Regions from separate parts of the Homo sapiens genome. Here region 1 is linked to region 2. The links are chromatin loops, found by intact Hi-C in ENCODE. Cell type or tissue: B cell. All regions are shown on one strand. Each heading gives the region's core, and the rest is flanking DNA. Links, peaks and the distances in the headings are about the cores only.

Evidence for each region. Hi-C counts contacts between places; a loop is a spot of excess contacts. Peaks named below come from ENCODE experiments on the same cell type or tissue, not always from the same donor. Only the 100,000 strongest peaks of a DNase experiment are listed, where the experiment ranks them.
Region 1: it touches region 2 in a loop (2.4-fold over the local background); 2 of 110 quality-filtered maps call a loop at or near these places.

Annotation. Positions count from the first base shown.
Region 1 is chr11:128,394,580-128,403,010 of GRCh38, reverse strand. No RefSeq gene overlaps it. Among named protein-coding and RNA genes, the nearest start is that of MIR6090, 120 kb to the left of the region's middle. In B cell, for the core only: no CTCF peak of the experiment used is centred there; DNase peaks (open chromatin) are centred at 3,900 and 4,030; H3K4me3 peaks cover 566 bases; H3K27ac peaks cover 2,101 bases.
Region 2 is chr11:128,466,353-128,474,783 of GRCh38, reverse strand. All of the region lies in intron 8 of ETS1 (ETS proto-oncogene 1, transcription factor), which reads left to right. Among named protein-coding and RNA genes, the nearest start is that of MIR6090, 52 kb to the left of the region's middle. RefSeq lists enhancers at 2,216-2,510, 3,513-3,632, 4,451-4,550, 4,561-4,610, 4,911-5,030 and 1 more. In B cell, for the core only: no CTCF peak of the experiment used is centred there; DNase peaks (open chromatin) are centred at 963, 3,333, 5,423, 6,153 and 3 weaker places; H3K4me3 peaks cover 3,255 bases; H3K27ac peaks cover 8,000 bases.

The sequences.
Region 1 (8,431 bases), core at 298-8,297, 72 kb after region 2:
AACCTGTGGGAGAAACCAACTTGATCCCTCCCAAGCTAATATGTCTGTGGAGTCATTTTTTTTTGCTTGTTTCTAAGCTTGATTATTAACATTTCTTAAAAAATTTAGAAAGAATAATGTGTTGGGGGAATGCATCTCCTTCCCTCTCAAGCAACATTGCTTGACAGGTTAGCAATGAAAATGAGAAGTCTGGTGATTAGAGTGGTTAGGTACATGGGCTTTGGAGTCCACTCATCTATATTTGAGTCCTACTTGCCCTTAAAATCTGTCTAAGTTTGGGCAAGGGATTAATCTCAATAAGCTTTCATTTTCTCATCCCAAAATCAAGGTCCTGGTAAAATTAGTACCCACCTCAAAAGGATGTTGTGAAGATTAAATTAGATAATGTATGCAGTGCTCAAAATGTATTAACTTTTATTATTGCAGATATTGGGCCAAGTTAGAGCTGCCCTTGCTCATTGTTTCTAAATAATTTAGCTGAGGTTTAGACTTGAGATTTACTAGAATCTGCAAATTCTCTCAATGGAAGACAATTCTGGCTGGCACCAGGCACACTTGTGGTCTTCAGGCTGGCTGAAAATGTCCCGTAGCTCTCTTTGAGGGAGGCTGAGCTTGTTTTTCAGGAGAATCTCATGAGCAGTGTGGTTGTTGCTGGTTGCTGTGGACCTATTTCCAATCTAAGTAAGTATCTTACATAATAACAGGGTTGAAAAAATTAGCTGAGTTTCATGTGCATCAGCAGTGATTTGTGAAATCAAAAATGGCAACTTAAACTCAGATTGTATTAATGGACATCCGAGAACTAGAACAAGGTAATGATGCCGCTGCTATATTCTGTGCTGGTCAGAACTCATCTGGAGTAGCTGATTAACTTCTGAGGATTGCACTTGAAAAGGAAGAACAACGAAGCAGAACAAGCCCAGAAATTTGGAGCCGGTGTAGTGAAGAGCCTTGAAAACATGTAACTATGGATAAATGTAGGAACTAAAAAGACAAGGCCAAACGGGGTACTACCAGTGTCTTTAAATATTTACATGGGAGAAGAACTAAGCACTTTTCCCATGCCTAATGAGAGGACCTAGAGGGTTGTAAGTAGCTCAGTGAGGAAGAAGGTTAGGTAAGATCAACTTTTAGCTTGGCTTAGTGTAAGAAAAGCAAACTTCATGAAAGTAGGGATTTTTTTGGTGGGGGCGTGCGGGGTGCTTGTTTGTTTACTTTTTTTTTCTATCATCTAAAACCAGGCTTGGGCACTTAGTTGGCATTTAATAAATATTTATTGAATAAATGAATGATGGTTTTTCAAATAGTTAGAGTTGCCTCAAAATGAGCTGGGATGGCTCAGGAAGCAATGAGTTATTTATTCCTGGACTTACCCAGGCATGATGTTTGGTGAGATGTGATAGAAAACATTCAAACGTGAAGTGGGGGCTGGGCTAGGAGAACTTCAAGGTCTATATTAACCTTTAGATAGAATTATTCTATGAATTATGGAAAGGACAAGTGTGCAAGGGAACAAACATGAAGTTTGGTGCCCTTCCAAAGCAGTTGCTCAACAATTCATGTATCCCTCAACACCCCATCCTGCCCACTCCCACTTTTGGTTATAATGAACTCATGGCTAGCCAAGGAGTTTCCTTCGTTAGCTGAATGATTGTCGTGCCCTTCCACTGATCTGGCGAGGACACAGCTTTCAGCTCTGACTTCCATCATTTCTCTTAAGTGTTCCTGAATACAGTCTGGTAGCATCAAGAACAGAGAAGGCTATACTTTGCACTCAGAATCCAGGACTAGGGAGTCACTCTTTCATGGGCCCATCACCCTGCACCCCAACAGCTTGTGAAATGCCTGCAGCTCCCTGCTTAGCTTCTTGGCCTCCTGTCCAAACCCCTCACCCCCACACTTTTTTTTTTTTTTTTTTTTAATCAGAGCCGCAACCAAATTCCCTAAGACCATAACTGGTGTATAGACTCAAGAGTATAAACACGATCCCTGGCATTCATCACGGGTAATAGAAACCAGAGATGAACTGTCACGTAGCTGGCTATCCTGTTGCTGAGTCAATGCAACCTTTTAAAAACACACTAAAAAATACACACACAGGCTGGGAACAGAGCATGAAAGAAATTCCAAGGAATAGTTTCCTTTTTTCCTTGCTTTTCTCATTTTAATTATATAGGAATTCTGTAACCAGAAAAACATAAAGAATTAAAAATAGAATCCGGACTTCTAAGGATCTGCAAATAGAGTAGTACATGGAGAAAAAGCTTCTTATTATTTATAGGCCATTCTCGTTGCAAGAGATTTAATCATTTTAATATGAAAAATATGCATGGTCCATCTGGTGGCTACCTCTTCACCTCAGTTGCTTCTCTCAGCAACCATGCCTGTTGGCATATACTGTAGTTGCACAGGGAACTAGTTTTGAAGTTAGAAGACGAGTTTTAATTTTATTTCCTTTATTACTTATGTGACTTTGAGTAAATTACTTTTTTCTTTCTAAATTTTAGGTAACTCACCTGCAAAATGAGAATCAGAATATCCATTATGCAGGAATTCAATGAAGATTCAATGACATAATCGTCTGTTCAGTCCAGACCCTGAAATATAGCAGGCCCTTGGTAAAGGTTAATTGATTCTAGATCTGTTTGGAGTTAGAAAATAGCTCAAAAGTATAGGCCTTGACACTACTCAAAAACATACTAGCTATTCTTCACCAAAACTGCTTATCCACAAATAACTATATATGTAAAATAAGAATAAATGAATACATAAATATAAATATATATATATGACATCAACATATACAAGCTTTTTTGTTATGGCATTTCACACTGACAGAATAATTTTTATAATGATATGAAACCATTTTATTTTTGGTTAGGTTAATGCCCCTTTGCTGTTAGAGCCAGCAAATGCCCAGCAAAACACGAGAAAAATTAAGCATCTAACCTCGTTGGTTCAGGATTGGTACTTTGTAAAGATAAGACACTTAGAAGATAGATACAATTAAAATAAGACAAGAAACAAGGCAGAAATTAGAGGTGACATATTCATTTGGACGGCCATCAACCACAATCTACTCAGCTGTATTCCTAATTAGTACTTAGGCATCTTAGTTTCTATCCAGCTTCTAAGCCTAATTACTTCCTCGACCATTATTTATTACCTGGTGTGGTAAGACTGATGCAATTATTCCCATTTCATAGTAAACATGAATAAACCAGAGGGAAGCTAAGTAATTTCCTGAAGGCACCCAATGTCTGTTATGGAGTTAGGGTGGAATTCAGACAGGCTTTGAGTAATTTTAAAATAAAATACCTTTAGCAGAGTGAAGCTGGGTTTGCCTAATAACCTCTATTAAGTCGTGAGCACAGGGCCATGTGTGAAAGTGGCTTACTGCATGTTGAATGTTAAGTGAGCGAGCACACTCCACATGGCTAGGGTAACTATTTTATAACTCACCATTCAAAGCGGAACACCTCTGATTGTGAAAGAGAGCACTATAATAAATATTCTGGAGCAACATGTATAAACAAGACTGTCATGGAAATTTCAAGACATATGATCACACTATCTAAAGCAGATCACTCCAGTGAGCCATCTGAGGTTCTTGGAATAGCAGAGCCACTCTCTGCAAGCAGTCTGCAATTTGACCCTGGAACTTGCAGCCCAGGCTTTCTTGAAGATTCTTGGTTTAGAATCATGGAAATGACATCATCCTGAATCAACTGATCATATCCTCTTTTGTGCCACATTCAGTGGGTACCATGTGCTAAAGAGAGAATTTCATGTAATTACAGTTGATTACATAAATGGTTCTTGTCACCTTAGTCTACATAACTGAAGTCAGAGTTTCTTGAAAGTAGCATAGAGAATCATAAAAATTATTTAGTGAATCTCTAGAATATGGTATTTCTTTCTTTGGGTAAAAATGCCTGTTTCTTTCTCTTTTAACAAGTTTTTGAAGAAACTGGTTTTAAGTTTCTGAATCAAACACAGATTTTTCTTAAACTATTTGCATCTTTAATTTCCTCTTTTAGGTCTCCTGTGAAAGCTCATTTGGTGGTTTTGTAATACTTCAGTAAATTTAGCTCCTGGTATGTGATTTAAAGAGAACTATTGAACACTGTATTGTGATATAGTGGAAACAATACAGGACTAAAAAGAATAGTGTTTTGTGTTTTGATCCAAGTTTACCATTAAGTTGCTCTTGACTTGAAATGAGTTATTCAAGCTTTCTAGGTCTCAGTATTTCTCTCTCTCTCTCTCTCTCTGTCTCTGTTTCTGTCTCCCCACCTCCACATATACAGTAGTCATGCATCACTTAAAAACAGGAATACATTTGGCTGGGCACAGTGGCTCATGTCTGTAATCCCAGCACTTTGGGAGGCCGAGGTGAGCAGATCACCTGAGGTCAGGAGTTCGAGACCAGTCTGACCAATGTGGAGAAACCCTGTCTCTACTAAAAATACAAAATTAGCTGGGGGTGGTGGCGCATGCCTGTAATTGCAGCTACTTGGGAGGCTGAGGCAGGAGAATCGCTTGAATCCGGGAGGTGGAGGTTGCAGTGAGCTGAGATCGCAACACTGCAGTCCAGCCTGGGCAACAAGAGCAAAACTCTGTCTCAAAAAAAAAAAAAAAAAAAAAAAAAAAAAAAAAAAAAAACCACCACCACCACCAACAAAAAAACAGGGATACATTCTGAAAAATGTGTCATTAGGCAATATTATAGTATGCAAACATCCTAGAGTGTACTTACACAACTCTAGGTGGTACAGCCTACTACACACCTAAACTATATGGTATAGCCTATGGCTCCTAGGGTACAGACATGTACAGCATGTGACTGTACTGAATACTGTAGGCAATTGTAACACAATGGAAAGTATTTGTGTATCTAAACAGAGAAAAGGTACAGTAAAAATACAGTATTATCATCTTATGGGAGCACTGCGGTTGGTCATTGACTGAAATGTTATGTGCAAATGATTATATATACACATAGATATATACAATACATAATAAATAGATATACAATATTATATATATATATATATATATATATATATATTTCTGTACCACACAAGCTGTGTCCATTCATCAGTTGATGAACCTTTGAGTTGTTTCCACTTTTTGGTTATTATGAACAGAGCTGCTGTCAACATTCTTTTACAAGTTTTTGTGTGGACATATGTTTTCGTTTCTTTTAGGTATCTACCTCCATGGAATTGCTGGGTCATTTGGTAACTATGTTTAAACTTCTAAGGAACTTCTAGACTTTTCAAAGCAGCTGTACCATCTTATATTCTCACTAGGATGTATCAGGGTCCTAATTTTCTCATATCCTCCCCAACACTGGTTATTGTCTATATTTTTGATTCCAGTCATCCTTGTGGGTGTTAGGTGGTATCTCGTTTCGATTTTGATTTGCATTTCCCTGATGGTTCCTGTCACTACTCATAACCATACAGTTATTTATCTTGATTAGAGTTCAGAACTATAGAATACTGCAAGTATATTGGACGCTCCTAATCCTGGGACTGAGTGAACAATCAACAATGGAAGATATGTTTAAAGTTTAGCTTTAACCTATGGAGGAAAACTTGATTTGCTGAGTCCCTGACTATGCAAGAGGCTGGTGGTCCCTGCTGAGGAAGGAGTGAGGATCAGCCCTTCCCTCTGGTCTGCAGCCTCTGCTGACAGCTGGCTGGTGTCCGTCATTGATCATCACACTAGCAGAGTGCGCCTGGTCCAACACCTCTAGACTTGTCCCAACGGTTTATTTGTCTAATGGCTCTTCACAAACAAGAGAAGGAGAATCACATCTCCCTTGAACATGCATCCATCTTTCGGTTCTCAGGATTACATTTGTTTGCTCTGACCTTGGCAGTCTGTCTCAGACAGCTTCTTTCTATATCAAATGGGTTGTGTTAAAACCTAGTTTGAGAACGAAGAGTAAGCCAGGGAAAAATGCATCATTTTGCAAAGTTCGAAACCAGGCATTTTAAAGAACTAACACATCAGTGAAGACAAATGACAGGACAATGGATTTAGAGAGCATGTGTTCCCCTAAGCCCAGTTTGTTTGAGTAGTGTGTGTGTGTGTGTGTGTGTGTGTTAGTGTGTGTGTGTGCATACTGAAATTACTTGTGAAGATTTTTTTCAAAACATGCATGCCTGGACCTCAGGGTCTGACGACCTAATTCAGGTGGAGCTTAAACAATTTTTTTTTCCCTAAATAAGTCCCATTATCCCCTGTGTTGCTGAAATTGAGTAGATCATCAAAACTAGTGAATACTTCAAAGTTGTACCTATTTAGTTTCAAAATATAGATTATTTTCTGTACAGTAGATTTGCTTTTCATGTTGTGTTGTGTTAGCACACTATTAGAATTATCTCTTGTGCATATGCTGGCGAGGGAAACGGTAAGGATTATATTCTCTATTACACGCCTATAGGATACGATGCAAATGTATTACCCCTTCCATGGTTTACTCCATGTGTATTTCTCCAACCTCATCTCTTGCTACTTTACCACTTGATAATCTATGTATTAGTCAGTGTTCTGCAGAGAAACAGAACCAAGGGGCTATATATAAATATATAAGAGGTGATTTATTAGGGCAATTGTCTCATGTGATTATGGAAGCCAGGAAGTCCCATGATATTTCATCTGCAAACTTGAGAATGAGGAAAGCCAGTGGTGTAATTTAGACTGAGTCCAAAGACCTGAGAACCCAGGGTGGCAATGAGGCTGGGGGTAGAAGTAGTGCTGGAAGGGGGGTGGGCACCAGTGTTAAGTCCTGGATTCTAAAGGCCCAGGAACCTGAAGCTCTGATATCCTAGGGTAGGAAGAGTTGGATGTCCTAGCTCTAAAAAAGAGAAAGAATTTACCCTCCCTCTGTCTCTTTGTTCTACTTGGACCTTCAGTGGATTGGATGATGCCCATTCACATTGGTGAGGGTGAACTTCTTAATCATAGCCAAATTTTAATCATCGCAATTTATACCCCAGACATGTTAAATACTTACATTTCTTTGAATGTTTGTTTTCTTTCTTTTTGGTTTTGTATGTACTGTTTGTTTTTCCTGGAAAGTTTTTTTCTGAAACTTGTCCATCTGGTGAATTTACGTTAATTCTTCAAGATTCAATTCAATAGTTTCTGTGAAGCCCTCTCTGATTCCCTACTCCAGAATTGACCTCTCCCTCCTTTATACAAAAACAGTTAATTTCTTCTTTCCACATTTCTTGAGCACTTGTACGTTGTGCATTGAGCTAGGCTCCAAAACAATTGTAACGTGACTCCATTCCCTCTTAGCCTTCTCAATATAGTAAACGAGAAAGAAAAATATCCAGATAATTACAATGTTAAGTGTGTGAAGGGTGTGTTGGGAAAATCTGAGACATTCTTTGGGAGCTGATGGGAGGGACACATAACCTATGGGGAGGAGACATCATTGTTACCTTTTGGATAAACTGACACCTGAGCTGAGCCTAGAAGGATGAGTAAGAATTAACTGGGAAGAGAGGGCAGGGTAGCACACCAGTAGTGAAAGGAGAAACAGAGGCCACATCTTGAAGGCAAAGGATGATGCCTTTGTGAGGCTTCAAGTCATCAGGTGCTTGCAGAACATAGTGTGAAACGCAGCGTGAAACTGTAGTGGGGGGCAGAGTTCATCATGGTGTTAGTAAAAGCTGGAGAGGTAGACTAAGATCCTTTCCAAAATAATTATTTGTTTATATCCTTTATCCTCTCCTCTCCTTGAGAGAAGCAGTCTTGTTTTATTCAGCTCTGTACTTCAGTGACTAGCACAGTACAAATTTATGGAGGGCATTCACACACATTGAATGAGTGAATGGGCGGATGAGTGAGATGAAGATGGGATCACAAATTAACTGTGAACAGCCCACGAGGAAGAAACATGGATCTTCACAAAGCATTTGGGTGACTTTGCTAAAGGATGTTGATTTCATTCTTTTTACCCCTCATTTCATCCATTTTATTACCATATATTTCCTAAAGAGAAGGTCTGGCCAATATCAAAACAAAGCAGACTACTCTGTTTTTAATTACCTTTTTCAAGGCCGCACTGGCAAGGCAAAGGCTGCCTGGGTCTGACTTGAGCCACAATCAGAAACATATTGTATGCTTTCCTTGTAAGCGCTGAATGGAGTGCATGAAGCTTATATTGATAAGGGTTGAATTTTAGGTTTTATCTTTTAATAGGGGTGATAAGATTCGAATGCCTCAGCCCTCTGTGCTATCTGGGTGCTGATGGTGGGAACAGTCACCAAAGTGATGTGCTGGTCAGTGGTGGGGGCCCTGGGCTAACCTCAGAAAAACACAAATATGAGTGGGTGGAGTGGTTGCTTTCCATGAGAATCTTTCTCCCTCTCTTTCACAGCCTGGCCCACACGATTGGGCCCTTTGC
Region 2 (8,431 bases), core at 243-8,242:
TGCAGGAAGCTGGCAGCCCCCTCAGCTTAAATAGAGCCTTCCTGTCAGCCAGCAGCTGAGATGCTGGCAGGGATTCCATTCACGGTGCTGGGTTTAGCAGTGGATCCTAAAGGGGTGCCTGGCGTGGACCTGGGGATCTCAGTGGAGTAATAGACTCACATGCTGCTCAGTTATGTGATTGACGGGAAAATACTTTGGAGCACTGAGGAGGAAAATTCCCGGGAAGATTTGAACTGGTTGGGAGGCAAAGCTCTTTTCTATTGCCTGTGAGTAATTCCACTGTTTCTGCCTCCTATCTAATTAGTTTTGTATGAATTTTTCTTAATCATCTGCTACCAGTAGAAAAAGATCACATGGTAAAAAGATTCGTCCTCACTATGAACTTTTTTTTTTCTAAATGTCTTTTAAAAAACGTGGAAAGTGGTGATTGCCTATTTCTGTCATGGCTTTCAAAGACCACAACTGGCTGAAGCATCTTAGTGTCTTGATTCAGCTGCGGTAATACCTTGCAAGCAGTCTTTGGACAGAAGGGATCTATTCATACTGTACAATACATCCTGCACCCTGGTGCTGTTTACAACTCTCTGAGGTCTTGAGGGTGCCTGGATTTTGGATACCAGGAGACTCACGGGTTGACCCCTCTATTCTGGGTATAGCCCACTGCCTGTTTTAGAGGAAGAGTCTCTGAGTCTTAGATTTTTGGGGTCACTGTTTCTTTAATAAAGTCTCACTACAAATAATGGAATTGGGTGGTGACTGTTCTGGAATTCCACTCTGTCTCCAGTTTGAAGCTCCACCTTTGGAGGAAGCAAAATGTTTCCACTGAGCAGAATGCAGCCAGCGTGCTGCTGAGACATCCACACCAGTCTTTATTGCCTTTAAACAACAGGCCTCGGAAACTCCCCATCACCTCTGTTGGGAAAGGCCCTGCCAGGTGTCCCAGATGACCCTGCCTTTGCCCCCTTGGCACTTCTTTCTTTTCTCTGGACGGCCTCCCCTGCTGCAGAGAGTGAGCAGCTGCTGCTCTTTGTAGAGGCTCATTCAAGAGAAGCGCTGCCCTTCCTGTCTCCCTAAGGTGACTTGCATGTGATGCCTGCAGGTTGGAGCACTCATCAGCACCCCATCAGTCACTTGGGGATGCCTGCAGGTAGAGAAGTCCAAGTTAAACACAAGAAAGAGTGGTCATCCCATGCAGTTTTACCAAGGGCAACATTCAGGGGCCATCCCTGTAGAATTGAGAGCATGGAGTCAGGCCCTGCCAGTGAGCAGCTGTGTAACCTTTGGCAAGCTAACATCTCTGTATCTGTTTTCTCATCTGCAAATGGCAGTAATAATAGTTTCTATACCATAGGCTTGTTGTGAGAACTAATGAATTAGTTTATGGAGAGCACTTGGAGCAGTGCTGGGTATACAGGAAGCTAGGCTCTAAGTGCTAGCTGTCACCTACATTCCATAGTATTCTCCAAACCTTTTATTTTTCCAGTATAATTCTAAGTTCCTTGAGGCCAGGGAACAACGCATTTTACTTATAGAATTGCAGTAATTGCTGGCAGTGTCATGGGGCGTAGCAGGCATTTAATAATAATTAGGTCTTTTCAATTATTTAGCTCAATCCCAGATGTATTAAGTTCCTACTGTGTGCTTAGACTCCTTCATATACACTGACTTTTTAAATCCTTCACCAAATATCACATGAGGAAGTTTCTGTTATGCCCATTGTATAAATGAGGGAATCGAGACTTTTTTTTTTCTTTTTAGAGGAGGAGGTCTAGCCCAATGTTACACAGCAAACAACAAATAAGATGACTTTCAGGGTTTTCACATGTCAGAAAATATTCAAAATACTGTGTTAGTTTGAGTGTGCCGGAAAGCAGGTGCCAAGACATGATTAGATGTGCAAGATGTTTACGGAAGGAGCATCTATGAAGGAAAAAAAGGCAGCGAAGAGAAGGCAGCGGAACCTTCAGACCATGCTGCAGGTCTGGAAGGAGGAGATTTGGGTAGAAAGAGCCCTCAACTGCAGCTCCATTCTAAGAAAACTTTGGCTGGGCCCAGGGGATCTTTGGGTCAAGGTCGTCTGCTGGAGGAGCTCTGTGTCTCACAGGGGTGGACCTGCATGCCCTCACTGTGCTCAGTCCCTGGCTGGAGCAGTCCCCAGGATGAGGGGTGCTGGTGTGGACATGGTAGAGCCAGTCAATTATGTTCCCTGAAGCAGGAGAACTGAGTAGAACAGGTAGTGTGACAGCTGCAGGGACCTGAGCTGTAAACATGGCTTGTTGAGACCAGCACAGCTTTTCCATGTGGCAGGACTCAAGACCATGTGTCCCGACACTCTCAGTAGTCCGTGATGGGCTTCTGAGTTCAATGCATGTTGTTGACTGTAACTCCCCAAACTTTATTGTCTTTTGTATGACTCACCTCTCCCTGAGAGATAATGAGAGTGAAAGTTCTCCTAGAGTGATTGAATGTGAAAGTTTAAACTCTGAAACAAGGATGGGACTTGCTTTGTTGGAGATGCTCACAGGGCACAGGTCTGTGGAGGTGTTTGACATTCAGAGCTGAGGCGGTGGAGTTTCTTATGGAGGCCTCTCAAGGCTAGGTTCTCTGTTCTTTTTTTCTTTAAAGGCGTAGGTAGGACACTTTCAGCTTATCACGTTATGGTGAAACAAAAAGTACTTGTTCCGCTACCTCCATGCAGTTGTTAATATTGTGTTTTGCTATTCAACACACTCTGGCTACGTTTGAGGAGTGTTCAGAGATTATATGCTGGATAAATGCTTACAAAATTCGGTGTGCAAATGATCACTTAGGATCTAGTTCAACTACCTTCCAAGGATTCTATTATACCTAACTAGTGATTTCTCTCATTGTTGACATGCAGGGAAAACTTAACCCCTAGGATAAAATAAATTCCAGAGAGCAAGTTGAGAATCCTACTGAGAAAAGACTATAATCTTCAGACTTCTAAAGTCCTGTTTTCTAACCCTGATCAGTGAACATATCTTTCTTTCTTCTCATTACCTACACACTTAGGAAGATTTTTCTTTGTACATTTATAGTGGCTGGAAAAACCTTTTCTTTGGTTTATAACAAAATTCTTATCCCCTTCCCCCAAATCCAAACCTAACCCATCTCTGGTGACTTCTTAAAAGAACCGGTTACCTAGAAGACATCAGGAGGAAAGAGCTATAAAGAAACCCACTTCCTGACTTGAGCTTCACTGGCTCACTGTCCAAGTTTGTGTCTGAGTGTTAGCTTGAATGTGTTAGACAGAGTTACTGATGGGTTTAGAAGAAAGAGGTGGTTGCATTTGAATAGAGACTGCCCCTTTAAGAGAGGAACAGTCCCCTTTCTCCTGCTGCCGCCCCCACACATGTGTACTTGAGCACTTGCAGGTGTGCAGAGCCAGAGCAAAAACAAAGGTCTTTCCCTCATACCCTAAAAATGTGTAACTGTCTTGTTCTCAGACCCAAGTCAGACTGGCCAAATAAGCCTCACTTAACCCTGTTCCAGGTGGGAGGACTCCACTGGCCAGTTGCCAGCCACCTGGTCTTGCTGTCAAGCCTGTCTTGGGCCCTGATGGCTGGACAAGAGGTTCTGCTTGAACCCCAGTTAATGCTGGTGGGACCCGTCTCTTTGGGCCCAAACTATTGGCATTTGTGGGGAACGGTGTTGAACTTGCTCTAGGTGAGCTCTATACAATACTTAGGTGAAGAATACTTGGTGAGGGACATGAATAACTAAGGAAAAAGGTGCATCGGGAAAAGAGGATCTAAGTCCATCTGTGGCCAAGATTTCCCTAAACCATATATGCCTGTGATACTTTCACTTGCAAAGCAGTTTGCATCTGCTGTCTCTTTTGGTGCGTGTGCACTTTTAACATGGGAACAAGGATTTCAGAGTCTTCCCTAACTTAAAAAAGTCCTAAATGCTTATTCTCATTGAAAATATTAAAAATTTTTACATTCGTATACTGTAACTTTTTTTTCCTTAACCTCCAACTTTCTACTTTTTCAAAGTTGCCATACGAAGGCCAATTTAATCCTTGGAAGTCTAATTAGATTTTTTCTAGTGCTTTTACAATTTTTTTTAAATGCATCTTTTTTCTTGTTTTTTACTGAAAATTGTTTTTAAAAATATATTTTCTGTTGTTTCATTCTTCTTTGTAATTCCATTATTGTATATTCAGTTGCTCCTAAATTGTTCACCTCTTTAAGTGTCTTTCTCTCTCTCTGTCTATATATATGTATATATGCAGATTTTTGTAATAAGGACTTAATTTACATTTTTATAAACTAAAGAGAAGCAGAGATTACTATTTCCATTTTAGGAAAGGAAAAAGTAAAGCCCAGAGAGATTAAATGAGTTGCATAAGATTGCATATGGTGATTCAGGTAAGAACTGATATCAAAGCCTCGTACCCTCAACTCCCTACCCGGGGCTTTCCCACAGGCATCATATATTTTAATTTTATAGGATGCCGTCATCACTCAGTACTCCACTGCCTGACATGTAAAATGGCTTTTATTTTTAAATTTTTTGACACTCCTCCTCCTTTCGTTTTTGATCTAACATGCAAGAGACATGAACTCGGCAGTCAAAGACTGGTTTTAACTGATTTGAGAGCTGTTTTCTCACTCTTTTTCATGGTTAGATACTGGCTATCTCAGCAACAAATACAAGTTTATAAAGTTGTTGTTTGTTCATCATCGTGTTCAGCAAGTATGCTTTCCAAACACCTGTCAGAATGTTCTTTGTTGTTTGAGTTGAATTATTGGAAGTTATATTCCCAATCACTGCCCTTGAGTTATTAGCCACTGATACAGGAACACGTTTATAGAATATACTGACACAGAGTGAGTCTTTAAACCACGGCCGTATTGGCCAGTTATAGAATGTTATACATGGAGTGTGTTAGAGATGAGATAAGATTGGGTCAGGGTGGGGCAAAGAAAATATACAACTCAGAAGAAATGAGAGACATAGAACTCAGCCAAAATATCAAGCACTCCTGGCCCTTAATCTTCTTAAAATAATTTTCTCAGGGTCTTGATTGCCAGTCAGTCCAGCAATACAGTTTCTTGAGTTATTCATCCTCAGGCAACAAGACTTTGTGCAGCTTCAGGTTGAGCTTGGTCCAGAGGCCAAGAAACTGTCAGGATGTTTTCTGTTTTGTCCTTAAACTTAATGGAAATCAGGAGATTTAGGGGCCTTTGTGAATGGTGATTTAGAAGAGGGTTGACAGAAAGGGGTGATGCTTGGACTGGGGAGTCACCCACCCCACCCTCAGAGGTGCGTCCTCCTGTGGTAGCATGAAAGGCAGATTGATACACTTGTGAACAGATGGGTCATTTCTGGATTCGAATGTTCTGTTTTTGCCATCATCGTTTGGCTGTGGGTAGAGACACCTGGCTGGAAGGGAGGGGCCAGCAGGCCTGTTCCTCTGTTTTAGGGCCACCTGCCAGATGTGTGCTATCAGGGCAGAGTCAGCCCTATTGCAAGGGTGACCAACCATGAGAGTTTCATAGGTTAAAATAAATGTGGTGTCCTGCCCACACCGAGGTATTTGATTTGACTTTTAGAATAGAGCTAAAGGGATTAGCTTCTTAAAGTAGCAAATTAACTCCCAAAGGACAGGTAGTCATTTTCATTTTTGGGAACACGTTGATGAAATGCAGCCTGAGGGTCACCCATATTGTTTGGCCCCAAATATTGTTTAATAGAGAGAAGCCATTTGAGCGGACTTTCTAATCCATATGCCTTTCTTCAGAGGAGGTTTGTTTCAGTAATGTAATTTAGAAAATATTTAATGAGTACCTGCTGAAGACAAGCTATCATACCTGGCATTGAGGATATATGGCTCAGTAAGATATAGTCTGTGTTCTCAGGGAGAACATGTCAAATGACACAGTCATTCAACAGCAAAGAATTTTTTGTTTGTTGGTGTTTGTTGGTGAGGCACTGTGCTAGGCTTTGGGTTGAAGCAGTGAAAAAACAAAGTCCTTGTCCTTACAGCATATATTCTAGTGATGGGAGAAATGGACAGAGACCAAACCAATGGGGTGGTCTTGGTGTAAGCCATGTACTATGGAAATATGAGGAGACTGCCTGGGAAGGTGCCTGCCCAGCGTTGACCTCCTTCTGTTTGGAAGAAAACTCCTGTGTTCTCCTCTCAGCAGAGCACAGGTGACAAGAGTGAGAACTTGTGGTTGAAATGGAAATGAGGAAGGAGTAGAAGGAAAAAGTGAAGTTCAACCTGACCCTGTTCACTTGCTGTGAGGATGTCCTTGTCACAGGCAGGCAACTCCCAGATCTGGAAAATGAGAAGAATGATACTGACAAATCGGGAAATGGAAGGGATTTCCATCAAGAGCATGTTACTAACACCTTGTCCTAGCCCATTGCTATATATGTATTTATGCTGCTCAGTTCTCAGCCTCAGGGCAAGGGACCAGAATAGCAGGGGATTTTTAATAACCAGCTCCTCATTGAGACAGATAGTGGGCCTTGCAGCTCCCAGACAAGGAAATATGACCCAAATGAGCAGTAATTTACTTGAAGCTTTACTTTTTTTAAAAAGTGAGATTGTTGCCTTAGATTTGAGGAGCCTTGGGGGTCCCCTTAGGGGGTGAACATCCTTGGTGTGATTTGCTTTGTAGGCTTGGGAGCTCTCCAAGTTCCTACCTGGTATTTCTTCTTCAGAGCTTGTAGCACGTTCTTCAAATCAGACCTGTCAGTGTGTAGTAAGAACTGTCCTCTTCTCCAGAGGCTGAGAAGAACAAAGCAGTAGAAGGAAATTCCCCTGCAGCCGCCTGAGAGGGAGGGTGGAGAGGGAGCAGACAGCAGGGGGTGTGGAGGCTCCGTGCCATGGGAGATGGGTGTGTGGAGTGTGTGTGTGGTGCTCTCCCGCCCGCATGGCTCTGGAAAGAGACCTCCTTCTAACAGGGACCCCTCTGTTGTTGTGGCTCAGAGCTTCGACTTGAGAAGCATACTTTCCCAGTGATGCCACTGGATTCCTGATGTGTGACACTCCCGGGCAGCATCGTGAAGGGTGCTGTTGACTGCCTTGGAGATCCCAGACAGGGACACCATTATGAGTCACATTGAACATGTGAGCTCCCCTTCCCATGACTGGCGCTATTATTAGTACCGTTTTCTGCTCTAGGGGACAAAGGTCACTGAGACCACAGTCCATTTGGGTAGGTGGAAGAGGCTGGGCACAGGGATAAGGGGGAGTTGCAGGGGGAATGGAGGAAGAGGCTTTACAAGTTTAGGATATGTTGGAGCAAGGGCAAGGGATGGGGTCCTGGAGCCCTGTGGATTTGGGCAGACCTCCGCTAAGCACACAGAAACACCCTCTAGAAGAGTCGTAACTGGGAGTGCTGGACTCATTCATTGTCTGCACCAATCTTGGGTGTGAGAACTTCTGATGGGCCTGGATGTGGGTGTCGCTGGTGGATCTGTGTAGCCAGTGTGCCTTCCAACCCCAGAGCTGCCTCTAAGCTTTGGGTTTCCAAGTGGCCCTGAAGTCCCCTCCCAGACCTGAAGTGAGGGTGATGCATTGCTGTGGAGACAGGCTCCTGTATTAGACCATCCACGGGCCCAGCCAGGAACTGCGCCCACCCTGGCCCAGTGTTTCTGGCTGGAAGAACATTTCCATGTCTTTCCTAGTTCTCTTGCTCCCCACAACAAAAAGGCAGTTTAGGAGTCAGCAAAAAGGTGCTAGAGGGGACGCTTCAGCGGCCATCATGAACTCCTCTCACTTGGTACAAAAATGTGGGCTTTCTGAAGGGTGAGCCCTGTGTGCACCAGTTAGGCTGGAGTGCGCCTGTGGGGTTTCTCTACAGGAATCGGGGGAGGGAGCCAGGAACTGACATCTCTGTTATGTTGACTGTCCTATTATGAAGCCAACGGGAGAGATTTCTTCCCATTCATATTCCCATTATTTCTTTAGGTATCTGCTTTTCCTATCTATCCTCCCTCTTTCCTTGGGTGTAAACAGAAAAAAAAAAGAGTTAGAGAGCTCTGCACCTAGGACTTGGGCTTCTAGGGCCTGAATTTAATTTTTTTTTCTTTCATTCCTTTTGAACAAAGGAAAAGTCACAATGAGGACAAAAGTCCTCTGACGAGTACTCACCCTGTCCCAGACTCACCGGGTCCCGTATGCTGACATCACAGAGAAAGGGCAGGGCAGGGCATCTACAGCCTATGACTGCTTGACATTTCAGTTTGGAAAATGCACTGGTAGAAAAGGAAAACTAACCATTCCGTCAGAGGGTTCGTCCTCTGGGAGCTGGTGCAAACCACGGGAATTGAAGGTCCCTTCTCTGCATTGTGGCTGCCAAGTCCCAAGGGCAGGAGACTGCAGTGTGCTCCTGGGCCCTGTTCTCCAGCACCAGCAGATGTGCTGACAGCTCCCTGCCAAAGACTC